Linked DNA regions of Homo sapiens: region 2 is linked to region 1. A link is a contact called in ENCODE Hi-C data. All regions are on one chromosome and are shown on one strand. The core of a region is the stretch at or near the end of the contact, and the rest is flanking DNA. Distances in the headings are between cores, read along the strand shown.

The links. Hi-C counts contacts between places; a loop is a spot of excess contacts on that map. Pooled maps may share reads with other maps.
Region 2: a loop to region 1 is called in a pooled map, with 14 times the contacts of the local background. The contact joins the promoter of MTFR2 here to the promoter of VTA1 in region 1. A Hi-C loop is called at or near these places in 4 of 50 pooled maps.

Annotation. Positions count from the first base shown.
Region 1 is chr6:142,145,831-142,152,006 of GRCh38, forward strand. It overlaps VTA1 (vesicle trafficking 1), which reads left to right and starts at 1,433. Exons shown (of 8, transcript NM_016485.5): 1 at 1,433-1,569. The coding sequence starts at 1,458. It overlaps NMBR (neuromedin B receptor), which reads right to left and starts at 1,292. Exons shown (of 4, transcript NM_002511.4): 1 at 1,214-1,292. RefSeq lists enhancers at 1,162-1,456, 1,220-1,359, 1,614-2,134.
Region 2 is chr6:136,246,143-136,252,389 of GRCh38, forward strand. It overlaps MTFR2 (mitochondrial fission regulator 2), which reads right to left and starts at 4,169. Exons shown (of 8, transcript NM_001099286.3): 1 at 3,834-4,169; 2 at 2,895-3,011. The coding sequence starts at 2,957. RefSeq lists enhancers at 3,619-3,838, 4,489-4,638.

The sequences.
Region 1 (6,176 bases), core at 183-2,682:
ATTTAGGATCCCACCTAGAACAATTAAGTGAGAATGCCTGGAGTGGGCTTTAAAGTTGATCTTTAAGGGCAGCTGCGGTTGAGAATCAAGAAGTAATAGGAAACAAATAAATGAAAAGTTGTGAGTATAGAAAGAAAACAGTTATGGTTATCCAACTCTGCTTTTCTTCATTGATTTCTCTACCAATCTAGCAACTTTTGACTGGAAAGTCCAAATAGTGGGAGTAAGAGAAAGAGAAAGAAACCATACATTCTCCAGTGGTAGGAAATATGCCGCTGAGATTGGGGAAGAAGACAGAACTGAGTTTCAGGCTGAGTAAAAAAGCCCGACCCAGAATAAGATGATGGACTTTGCAAATAGGTCTAGGCAACGTATGTGGAGTGGGATAATATGAGGACATGGAGCGGTTTCTTCTGGGGGTGAGAGAGTGATCAGAAAATAGTAGGCAGAGGGGAATTTCCGAGCTGGAGATTTTGGCTCTTGGGGATAGTGTGATTTCAGTGAAAACTAGTTTTAAGATGAATTGTCAAAACTGAGGACTGAGATAAAATAAAGAAGGTTATTGGAGGAAGTAAATAAAGTGTACAGTCCTGAAAGATATAAGTAAGGGATGGAGAGGAGAGGAAGAGAATTGAAGTCATTGAGGGTAGAAGGAAAAGTGATGCCTACTGTACAATGGTTAAGAGTTACCAGCGTTGAAAACGTCCCAAACACCCTATCTTACATTAAGACAAGATAATAAATATGAAAATACTTTACAAATTGTTAATCACTCTCCAGAAAAAAAAAAGGTGATCTACAGATTATTCATTCACTAAAATACGTACTAGCCAGCTGAGAACAAAAGTTCAATCTTCTTTAAGCTTCATATGTTTAGCTTAATTTGGCGCGAAATCTGATTATTTTATCCAGTATGTCAACATAGAAAAATTTAATTTACAATTTAAACACATTATTTCTCTCTCATGCAAGTATTGAAATTAAAGTTTCTAAAATCAAAAAGGCTTCTAAAGGACACTGCTATATGGAATATTAATGTGGCATATTAACTGGAAGTGGTAATTCCTGAATGACGCCAAAGGCAATTCTCGCCTTTATACTTTCTCCCAGTCAACATACATTATTTTCTTGTTTTTCCTTTTCTATCCTTCCTTTTGCCACAAACAACAAACCAAACAAAAAAGCAAAACAAAACAAAAACCCTTCCTCCTACCAGCAGAGAGCGCTAGCGCCATGCGCGGCATAAGCGCCAAAATGCTCGGGTCTTCTGTGGGTTCTAACCGCCGAGAGCCAAGCACCCTGAGGTTGTCCCAGCTGGGGATCCGTAGTTGACTTGACGTCGCTGAGCAACGGAAGAGTGGGCAGCATTTGCTCTGAACGCTCGTGCGCGCTACCGCCCAGACGGAAGCGGAAGTGCCGGTGGAGCGCGAGTAGGAAGTGGTGAGTTCGGAGTAGAGATGGCCGCGCTTGCACCGCTGCCCCCGCTCCCCGCACAGTTCAAGAGCATACAGCATCATCTGAGGACGGCTCAGGAGCATGACAAGCGAGACCCTGTGGTGGCTTATTACTGTGAGTCTTTCCGAGTGGCCGCGCCCTTTCTTTCCCAGTTGCATTTTAGGGCCCACACACCTCCCTGAGGTTCTTGGGGCATGCCCCGCCCCCCTCGCTTTAAACCTGAGCTTTGACCTCGAGCCTACCCAGGGAACTCCCTGGGTTCCCACCCCCTGGCAGTAGGAATCCCAAAACACCATGGTGTCCACTGCTTCTCCTATCTTGTGCTTAAATGCTCCAGTACTGACTACACAGGCTCTTGAACTGTGGAATATAATCTTCCAAGGTTTTCTCTGTGTGTGTACACACAAGAGCTTCTTGTCTCAAATAGGAATCCTGAAAATAAATTGAGTTAGGTTTAAAACGAAGGTGAGTGTCCGAAAGAAGGAGTGATGTGGATAAAAGGACGATAGACTAGTTGAAAACATAGTAATAAGTGAATATTATTTATGACAGCATGCAAGCCCAATCAGAAACTCATTTGGTTAAATGGGGAGTATCTGCTACTAAATAAGCAGTTGAATTTGACCTTTCCCCACCCAGCTGCTCTCTCCTACCATGCAGAATTTTTAGTTTTGACTTCTTTGAATAATACCCGCTGTTGAGACCTTTGAAAGCAGTATTTTCACTTTGAGTGTTATACGTTGAATTTACAGTTTGATTAAAAAAAATATAGGTTAACTCTGCTCAAACTTGTAGTGAGTAAAGGGAGTGCCAGTAATTCTGTGTTAACTTTATTTTGTATTCTGTACTCTTAACTTTACTGCAAATAAAACAAGTAACTGGACAATTATAATTCTGAAAAGGATATTTAGAGTTGAGAAGTTGGATATAATGCGTCCATTGTTGTGTATATTGTAAGGTTAGCTAAAATCTGGTCACTGTTATCTCTGCCATACTCCAAATGTACCCTGTTTCTCAAATGTGCAAGGCCTTTTCAGACCTACCATCTTCCACTCTCTTGGAATGTGCACCTTTTTCTTGCACTTGGCAAACTCATGATTCAAGATCTAACCCAAATGTCACCACTTCTGTGGGCAGCAAATTGATTATTCTCTGTGCATTACTTCATTTTGTTCAAATTTTACAGCATCATTTTTATTATACTTGTTCTTCAGTTTCCTCAAGCAGGGTCCATATTCATTCAGTATGTGTTCATTGAGCTACCTTTGTATCAAGCATTAGTAGGCGCTGTGACTACATTTGCTGCATTTTTGGAGCTTACATACAATGGAGGTAGAGAGTTTCAACAATATAGAGTCTATCATACATAGAGTATTAAAAGCTTATGAAGACAAATAGAGCAAGGAAAAGGAATAAGAGTATCAGGAGTAGTGGTGGCAGGGAGTGCAGATGGGATTTCAGTTTCATAGTGGTCAGGAACACTTCACTGAATTGACATTTGGGGAAATAAAAGAGTGAAAGGCATACCTTGCACCATCTGGGAAAGAGTATTCTCCATAGAGGTTATAAAAGTCCCGAAGTAGAGGCTTGCTGGAAGGAGGAGTAAGTAGACTATTGTGACTGGAGTGGATGGGGCTTGGGAGTGATGGGATAAGGTCAAAGAATCTCTCATCCCTAAAGGAAATTCCTGTTCCCGATCCCTGTATCATGTATCTTTGTGACAAACCAGGGACACCTTACTCACTGTCGTCCTTTCCCTCTAGATTTTTCTAAACCTAATCCAGTTTCCTTTATTTAAAAATATAACATAAACTCTCACCATATCATTCCCTAAAGTTGCAGCTCTGCTTTTCCAGCCTTATAGGTAAGTTTGAAATAGTTGTCCATAAGTTAGCTTTACGCCTTTATCTTGTAGAGCCTTTCAGCCCATGCAGTCTGGTTTTCATGCCCAGTATTTCACTGAAACTGCTCTCATCAGGCTTATGAAGAAATATTTTTATTGCTCAGGTGACACTTAACAATTTTAGTTATGAAACATGTACATATAAAAGCATATGTAATGTGCAGACAGTTTAAGGAATAATAAAATGAACACTAATATGCCTATCACATTTGATGTTATTAAACTTTTTAATTTTTGACAATCTGGTGGGTGTGAAATGGTGGTGTCTCATTGGAGCGAAATCTGCAATTCTCTGAGTCTTAATGAGGTTTAGCATCTTTTCATATGTTAATTAACCATTTGTGATTCGGTTTTGAAATACTTGTTTATTGCTTTTGCCCATTTATCTGTCACAGTCTTGTCTTAATAATGTTAGATGTTAATCCTTTGTTATATGTGTTGTAAATATCTTCTCCCATTTCAGTTTGATTTTTCACTCTGAAGACCTTTGATGTTCAGAAGTTCTTAATTTAAAAATGTTATCAATCATTGTATGAATCTCTTAGGACTTAACCTTCTGATTTTATAGGCTTTCATTTCTTTTCGTGTATTTGTTTGGGACTTTGGCTTTCTACATCTGTAGATGGGTGTTTTTAATCAATTTTGGAAAATTTTCTCTACTATTATTTGTTCAAATATTGCTTATATTTCTATTCTCTCATAAAAGTTTGATTAGACATGTTTTGCACTTCTCCCATTTAACTTCCTTGTCTCTTGATTCTGTCATTTTTTTTTATCTCTTTGTCTTTCTGTGCTGCATTCTGTGTAATTTCTTGAGGTTTATCTTCACCTCCCTATATTTTATTGTTTAACCCTTTTATTGAATTTCTACTTTAATTTTTTATTTTAGTGTTCTCTTTTGGTTTTCATATTGGCCTGGCCATTTCTGATAGTTTCTTGTTACTGATATTTTTAACCACTCTATTTCTGTGAACACTTTAAATATATGGATTTATGTTTGCTGTTTGATAACATTGTAGCTGCTATATTTGTGGGCCTGATTCTGCTTTTCAACAGAACACTGCTCTTGGTGACTTCTTTCCTTACAATTGTGGGCTAGTCATGCTAGACCAGCGCTCTCCAAACTGGAGTAGGCAAATAATTCCAAAGGAATCAATTTTCCAATTCTTGACTTCCATGTTTTCCTTCCAAAAACTGTTCTTAACAAAGCTCCTGTGGTCAGGGTAGCAAAGTAGTATATAATATGCTGCTTATCTTTTCCTACATCCTGTTCACAATTGTCCTTCTCCCACTTTAATGAAGAACGGCATACTCTCACGCATCCTGAGTGCTTTTATGTTGTATTGCCTTGAAAGAGAAGGTGGAAAATCCTCCAGGGTGTCCAGACAAAAGAGACAATTCAAATTACCCATGTTAGTGAAGCCTCCATTAATTAAGGCATTGGATAGACCTTCCTATCTTTCCTGGTCTTACATTGAAGAAAACCAGCCAGAGCAAAAAATAAACCTTCATTCGGGAGTTCAAGACCAGCCTGACCAACATGAAGAAACCCTGTCTGTACTAAAAATACAAAATTAGCTGGGTGTGGTGGCGCATGCCTGTAATCCTAGCTACTTGGGAGGCTGAGGCAGGAGAATCACTTGAACCTGGGAGGCAGAAGTCGCAGTAAGCTGAGATCGTGCCATTGCACTCCAGCCTGGGCAGCAAGAGCGAAACTCCATCTCCAAAAAAAAAAAAAAAGCTAAGCATGAAAGGTTCCAAAAGAGCATTCTAATTTGAGGGGAAGGAGGTAGAACTTTGTATAAGGGGGATGCAGGGAGTCACCTGGAATTGTATATGGGGGATGCAGGGAGTCACCTGGAGTTTGTCTCTTTTCAGGAACAGTTGGTCAGTGGATCTCCGAAGAGGGAGGAGTTATTCTGCGATATTAGCAGCCATTGTTAGGTCATCTTGGATTTTATCAAGAGGTTGAGGAGGAACAGTTTGGGGCCAAGGTCATGAGCAAGATGATGTGAGGAAGATTAGCTGTAGGGACAGGGATGTGGAGGGACCACAGTGGGAAATCTCAGTCTTTCAGAGTCTCTTACATTTATACATGTATCTGTTAAGGGTAATGCCTTATGTTAAAACCGGTCCTGTGTTGCAGTATTCTGAATTCTCAAAATGATAAAAATTTTCATGAGATGACCTTACTGCCTCATTCTGTATTCATTATTAAAGAATACCAATCTTGGGTTGAGAGCAAAACCAAGAACAAAGGAGAAATACTGAAGATGAGAGTACCTTGTTTCATCCAAACAAGCTCCTGCAAGGCTCTGCAGCTTATTGCTATTTTATAATTAGAATTTAGAAATAAAATGGGGACATGAGTTGACATTCCAACTGGAATATTGTATTTCTCTGAAAAAGTAACTCTTACTTGGCTGATTAGTTTGGTGTTAGCAACTGGCATTGCCATTAAACAGTGTGGTAGACATTCTCTTTAAACTAAATGAGCTAAAATCTTCGGCTCTGAGGTTTTTTGTTTTGTTTTGTTCTTCTGGAAGTACATTTAAAACAGCTTGGCCGAGCACGGTGGCTCATGCCTGTAATCCCAGCACTTTGGGAGGCTGAGGCAGGCAGATCACCCGAGGTCAGGAGTTCAAGATCAGCCTGGCCAATATGGTGAAACCCCATCTCTACTAAAAATACAGAAATTAGCTGGATGTGGTGGCAGGTGCCTGTAATCCCAGCTACTGGGGAGGCTGAGGCAGGAGAATTGCTTGAACCTGGAGGTGGAGGTTGCAGTGAGCTGAGATCGTGCAATTGCACTCCAACC
Region 2 (6,247 bases), core at 2,919-5,418, 5.9 Mb before region 1:
GTTGGGTTAGTTCTTAGTTAATTTAAATGATACCTTCCTATCTTGCTCGGCAGTTTCCATCCTAATAAACTCTTGTCCTTCCTCTCATTCCTTCATTGCCCCTGGCCATCTTCACCATTTTCGTTGTTGTTGTTGTTTGCTTTTTGAGGTTTTTTTTTTGAGATGGGGTCTCACTCTGTCACCCAGGCTGGAGTGCAGGGCATGATCAGGGTTCACTGCAACCTCCACCTCCCAGGCTCAAGCAATCCTCCTACCTCAGCCTCTGGAGTAGCTGGGACCACAGGTGCACACAACCATGCCTGGTTAATTTTTATATTTTTTATAGAGACGAGGTTTCATCATGTTGCCCAAGCTGGTCTTGAAAACCTGAGCTCAAGTGATATGCCTGCCTCAGCCTCCCACAGTGTTGGGATTACAGGGGCGACCCACCACATCTGGCCATCTTCACCATTCTTATTATTTCATCTTCCCTCTATTCCTGGTCTAGTACCCACATTTTGACTTTACTAATTTTCCTACCAAGCATGGATTTTCTGGTTAATTATTTCAGTAATATGTTCAATGCCACTCAAAAATGGTTCATTCTTTTGATATTATGTGCTCCCACACTGCTAATGAATACACTACTGTAATTACTCTTAGCTAGGAAAAAAAAATCACAAAACGACAATATTTAGAAAAACTACAATTCCATGATGACTTCAGCTGGGTTCTCACAGGTATTCTGAAATCCCTTCATAACATGTTACATTCTATACCACATTGCCCAGAGCAGTCTCCAATCTCTGAAATCCCTTCTCAAATCCCACCACTTCATTACCTGCAAGTGACCTTGTCTCTGCTCTTACTGAGAAAACCGAGAACTTCAACTTGACATACCTCAACTTCACTTCTCTTACTTAGCTCCATTCAAAATCTCTTTTCAGGCCAGGCGCAGGGGCTCACGCCTGTAATCCCAGCACTTCGGAAGGCCAAGGCAGGTGGATCACTTGAGGTTAGGAATTCAAGACCAGCCTGGCCAACGTGGTAAAACCCCATCTCTACTAAAAATATAAAAATCAGTTGGGCATTGGTGGCAGGCTCCTGTAATCCCAGCTACGCGGGAGGCTGGGGCAGGAGAATCACTTGAACCTCGGAGCAGAGGTTGCAGTGAGCCAAGATTGCACCACTGCACTCCAGCCTGGGCAACAGAGCAAGACTCCATCTTAAAAAAAAAAAAAATCTCTTTTCACTCTCTCTCACTTTCATTCTGTTCTTTAAGGCAGGACAGTCTCTCTCCTTTCCAAGACTTATTTAATTAGATCCCTTGCCCAACTACCTTCTCAAAGGCGGTGCTCAATCCTCTCTCATGTGGATCTTAAATTTCTTCCTGTCTGTTTCTTCCAGAGTGATGACAAATATGCTGAAGTTACTTCTAACTTTAAAAGAAAAAGAAAAATTCCATCCTGCGGCCCCTTCAGGCTGATGGCCTCTCTCAATTTCTTTTCACAAGCAAACTTTTCAAAAGAAGGTTGCTGATCCCACCTCCCTTCCTGATATTCTTCAAACTACTCCAACACAGTCCCATTCTCCACTTACAGAAATTCTTAAGGTCACCAATAACCTAATAGTGATAAACAAATGTTCAGCTGTTATCTTCAGTCTCTCGATTACTGATATTTAGAATGTTTCAATCACATCTAATGACATTTGCCATTATCGAAGTCCATGGCTTTAAATATCAAAACAAAGCAGATAACTCCCAAAACTGAATCTTTTTCTTTCCTACATACTAAAACCATATATATATCCAATTGTCTGAAGGATATTTCTACTTATATGTTCTAACATCACCTCTGACTCACCTCATCTCCATATTCAAACTAGTTTCTCATACTAAGATGCCCATTTATAATAATGGTACTATGATTCTTCAACTTACTTTTGCTTTAAAAAAATCTTAAATTATCCTTGACTACTTTCTTCTAATTCACCCCACCCGTCTTCCTTACAATCTCATATTACAGTTATCTTTATTGTTTCTTATTCCTCATATTTTAAGCATTATGAATACAACCATGTATTACTCCTCTGTATTACCTGCAGAAACAAGCATATTGTCTTAGATACAGCAGATTTTCAACAAGTAGATAAAATTTGATTTGCTTATGATATGGTTTGGCTGTGTCCCCACCCAAATCTCACCTTGAATTGTAATTATCCTCACGTGTCAAGGGTGGGGCCAGGTGAAGATAACTGAATCATGGGGGCAGCTTCTCCCATACTATGCTCGTGGTAGTGAATAAGTCTCATGAGATGTGATGGTTTTATAAACAGGAGTTCCCCTGCACAAGCTCTCTTGCCTGCCACCATGTAAAATGTGACTTTGCTACTCATTTGCCTTCAGCAATGATTGTGAGGCCTCCCCAGCCATGTGGAACTGTGAGTCAATTAAACCTCTTTCCTTTATAAATTACCCAGTCTCCGGTATGTCTTTATTAGCAGCATGAGAACAGACTAATACAGCTTATAATTCTCAGGCCTAAATCATCCTCTTTCCATTAGATTTATTCTGGATTTATTGAGCTTTAAATATTGAACTTGTTTATAAATTACCTTGAATAGAAGTTTTAATGTATCTGTGCAATAAATGTAATTCTGTGAAGCTCATGTCTATATTTTGCTTCCTTTGTATCTTCTGTTGGCATTTGTCCTATCAGGTAAATATGTTCTCAATAATCTTATCCCTCTTCTAACTCAAATCATCAAAGCTATACTATTACAAACTCACCTTTGTTCCAACTAAAAAGAAGCAACAACTTTGCCTTAAATCAAATGATTACATATAAGTCATTTTCAAAATGAAACCCAAGAACAAATACAACAGATCCATTCCAATCCAAAACGACATTTACCTGTTCTACAGGAACGCCAAAATATTCCAGCATCTCTCTTAAGATATTCAGTATGAGAGACATTGATGAAGCAAATACAGAAGCCAATTCAAAGGAACATTATCAGTTTCTTGGTGCCTTTGGGGAAAATTTTAGAAAATGTTACTCTTGACAAATAAATGCCAAATTGTACTACATAACCTGGAAAAGTCCTCTTGATACACGACACAGTCAACTAATTTCTCCTAGCCAGCATTCTTTTAAGTCAGAGAAAAAGAAAGGAAGGGGAAGTCTGGGGGAAAGAGAGGGTTGTAAAGGAAATTTCAATTAATTGGTTAGATTACATTAAAACCTCGTAGGATGTTTGAGCCTAGTTAATAGAGACCAATCAACAAACTGGACATCTACTTAGTAGGCAAGGCTTCAAGTTACATGCCACAGCGAAGCTCGCTCTTTCCTGAAAGCTTTGGGCTGAGACTCTTAGCAGATGGGTGAGTTTAGCCAACCCTTGAAAGCAGGCAAGGGACGACTCAGTTTTTAAAAAAATAAACAGTAGCTCTTCTCACACACATATCCTCACGTGTCAAGGGTGGGGCCAGGTGAAGATAACTGAATCATGGGGGCAGCTTCCCCCATACTATGCTCGTGGTAGTGAATAAGTCTCATGAGATGTGATGGTTTTATCAACAGGAGTTCCCCTGCACAAGCCCTCTTGCCTGCCACCATGTAAAATGTGACTTTGCTACTCATTTGCCTTCAGCAATGATTGTGAGGCCTCCCCAGCCATGTGGAATGCCCATCCCTCCTCACTCTTTTAAAATGAGAAGCATGAATTCCAGATACGGGACGTGACTTGGTCACCCATCTAGTAACAGGCCGTGACCAGAGCCGGATCGCGTCCCTCGCTTTGGTCACAAGCTTCCTGGTGCTCTCCAAACACAGCGTGGTAGCCTTGCTCACCTTCCTCCGAAGCCGAGCCCCCGGGAATCACCAGAACATCAAGCGGAGGGCGTTAGGAATCCTCAATCAAATTCCAGACTGCGCCACTCCTTGTGCAGATCGCTCAGACGTCTACCCAGACCTCGACCCAGTTTCCACCCGCGCGCCTCGGCTTGCAGCCACAGGCGGTAACGATGCCCTCAGCGAGGAATAAGAGGTCAACCCGGTGCCCAGCCCTGGAGCCTCACGCTCAGCCAGGGTAATGTTATGGGAAGCGCGCCCCCGTCCTCCTGCGCCCAACCAACCCACCTGCTAGTCCCTAGGACCGGACTGCTACTTCCGCATGACAGGACTGCTACTTCCGCATCCCAGGACGAAATCAAACTCCGCGGGCCAGGACCCGTAACCAGCCTCATTGGGCAAAACTGAAGATCGCTGCTTCTGATTGGTCATTGCATGATGTCAGGCAATTCGGGAAGCGACTGCTTTTCCTTCTCAAGAGGCGGGTCTTCCGAGAGTCAGCCAATAGGAGCTGACGGGCAGGGCAGGTCGCGTTAGGACAGCGTCGCTCCCGCAGGGCAAGGTTTTAGGTACAAACTCGTGAGCTGGACTCGCAGTCCGGAGTTCGTACCCCACAGAACTCTTCGCAGGGAGTGTCTTACTCGCTACAGCCGGACCCTAAGCGCATCCGCCTTCCCAAGTTCATCTGACACAAAATCGCGATTTATTTTTTGGTCATTTCATTTGTTCAGCTAATATTAAAATACTTGTGGAACTGGCAGAAGCCAAGCACTACCCCCGAGGGTTTTGCAGCTTTGCAGTGGCTAGGATTCATTCTTTCGTTCACTAAATACACCTACGTATCCAGGCTACCGAATATTGGGCCGGACACTCTCCTGGCTTAGCCGAGGATGGCAAGTGATATGACAGGTGATATCCCAGTTTTCATTTCTGATTTGAGGTTATTGGCTTCATACGAAATAGCTTCCTCTTCTGAATTTCAGCAAGACGTGCACTGGAGTGATATAACAATTTAAGATGTGTGCCTGCTACTGACATAATTTGAAAATCTAAGTTTTGAACTAATTTATCTATGGTCAACATCACTTATTCATTCAACCAATAATAGATATCTACTACGTAGCAGACACCATTCTAAGCACGGAAAATACCTTAATGAGAGGGCAGGTCCTCGTCCTCCTGGAGCTTACAGGCCAGCGGGGCATCTCGTTCCATTCTAACCCTAATTTGCTTTTCTCTATAGCACTTATCATATATATTTAGTTACGCTTCCACTACCACCAAACAAAATTGTAGACTCCAGGAGAACAGGAAGTTGTTTTGATCCATGCTCTATCTTTCCCCAGTGCTTTAGAAGAGTGTCTGGTATATAATAGGCATTCAGTCTATTTGTTGAATAAAATACCTAAATGTGGAATGACAGAAAAGATGATAATGATTTGGGACTAAGCAACTAGCAAAACAATTGATAGCAATAATAGTGATATGCCCAGTAGAGCTGGATACGGCTGAGTGAGCGCAGAACAAGGATGATGATGGATCAGAAACCCTAGATGGAGTAATTTTCTCAAGTTCCTTGTCCTTCCCTTTGCCCTTGTGAATAAATCACGACTTTATAACCCCCTCCCTTTCCCACTCTCTTATCAAACAGCAAACAGACAGGGCCAGAATGAAAACATCCCTCCAGAATGAGAACGGAACCACTACTCTTCCAGCTGCACTATTAACATAGGTTAATATTCCAACTGATTTAAGTAGCAAGGAGGACCCAGGTCAAATACTACATCCATAAATGCTTTGCTGACAACTTTCTTCTAAATTCTTCAGAGATATTTCTTCCAGTTTACTAAAGCATTCATAATTCCATTTTGACAAAAACATTTTATGTGATTGGACATCTTTTTCCATTGCTCATTTTTACACGAAATTAGATTTTCCTGAACTCTTAGAATGAGATAGGGTCCAAGAAAGCTTTTCTGACATCACAAAGCTAGCTTTTCTGTTGTCTCTGAGTAGTGTTCAAAAATATAGTGGCTTGCTTTCTGGAGTTTTCCTGTGTTCCCCTCCCCCAGTTTGATCCAGGTAGAAAACTTGCTATTCACAAGCTGCATGTTAACACTTTTTAAAGTATCTAGTTGTCAAGTATTAGCTCATTATATTGAATTAGCTCACTATATTGAGCTAGTAAGTCTATGTCCCTAAGATTTTTTACCTACTGACTCTGATTTCTGTCCTTTAAATATGTAACATGTTAAAATGAGGAGATCGGACAAGTATCAAATACCAGTCTCCTGATCCTATGTGATTTGAACATGTCTCTTCTCTAGCAAAGCCTTTTAAGGATTTGAACACAGCAATCAAGAACCTATCTTGGCTGGGAGCGGTGGCTCACGCCTGTAATCCCAGCAATTTTT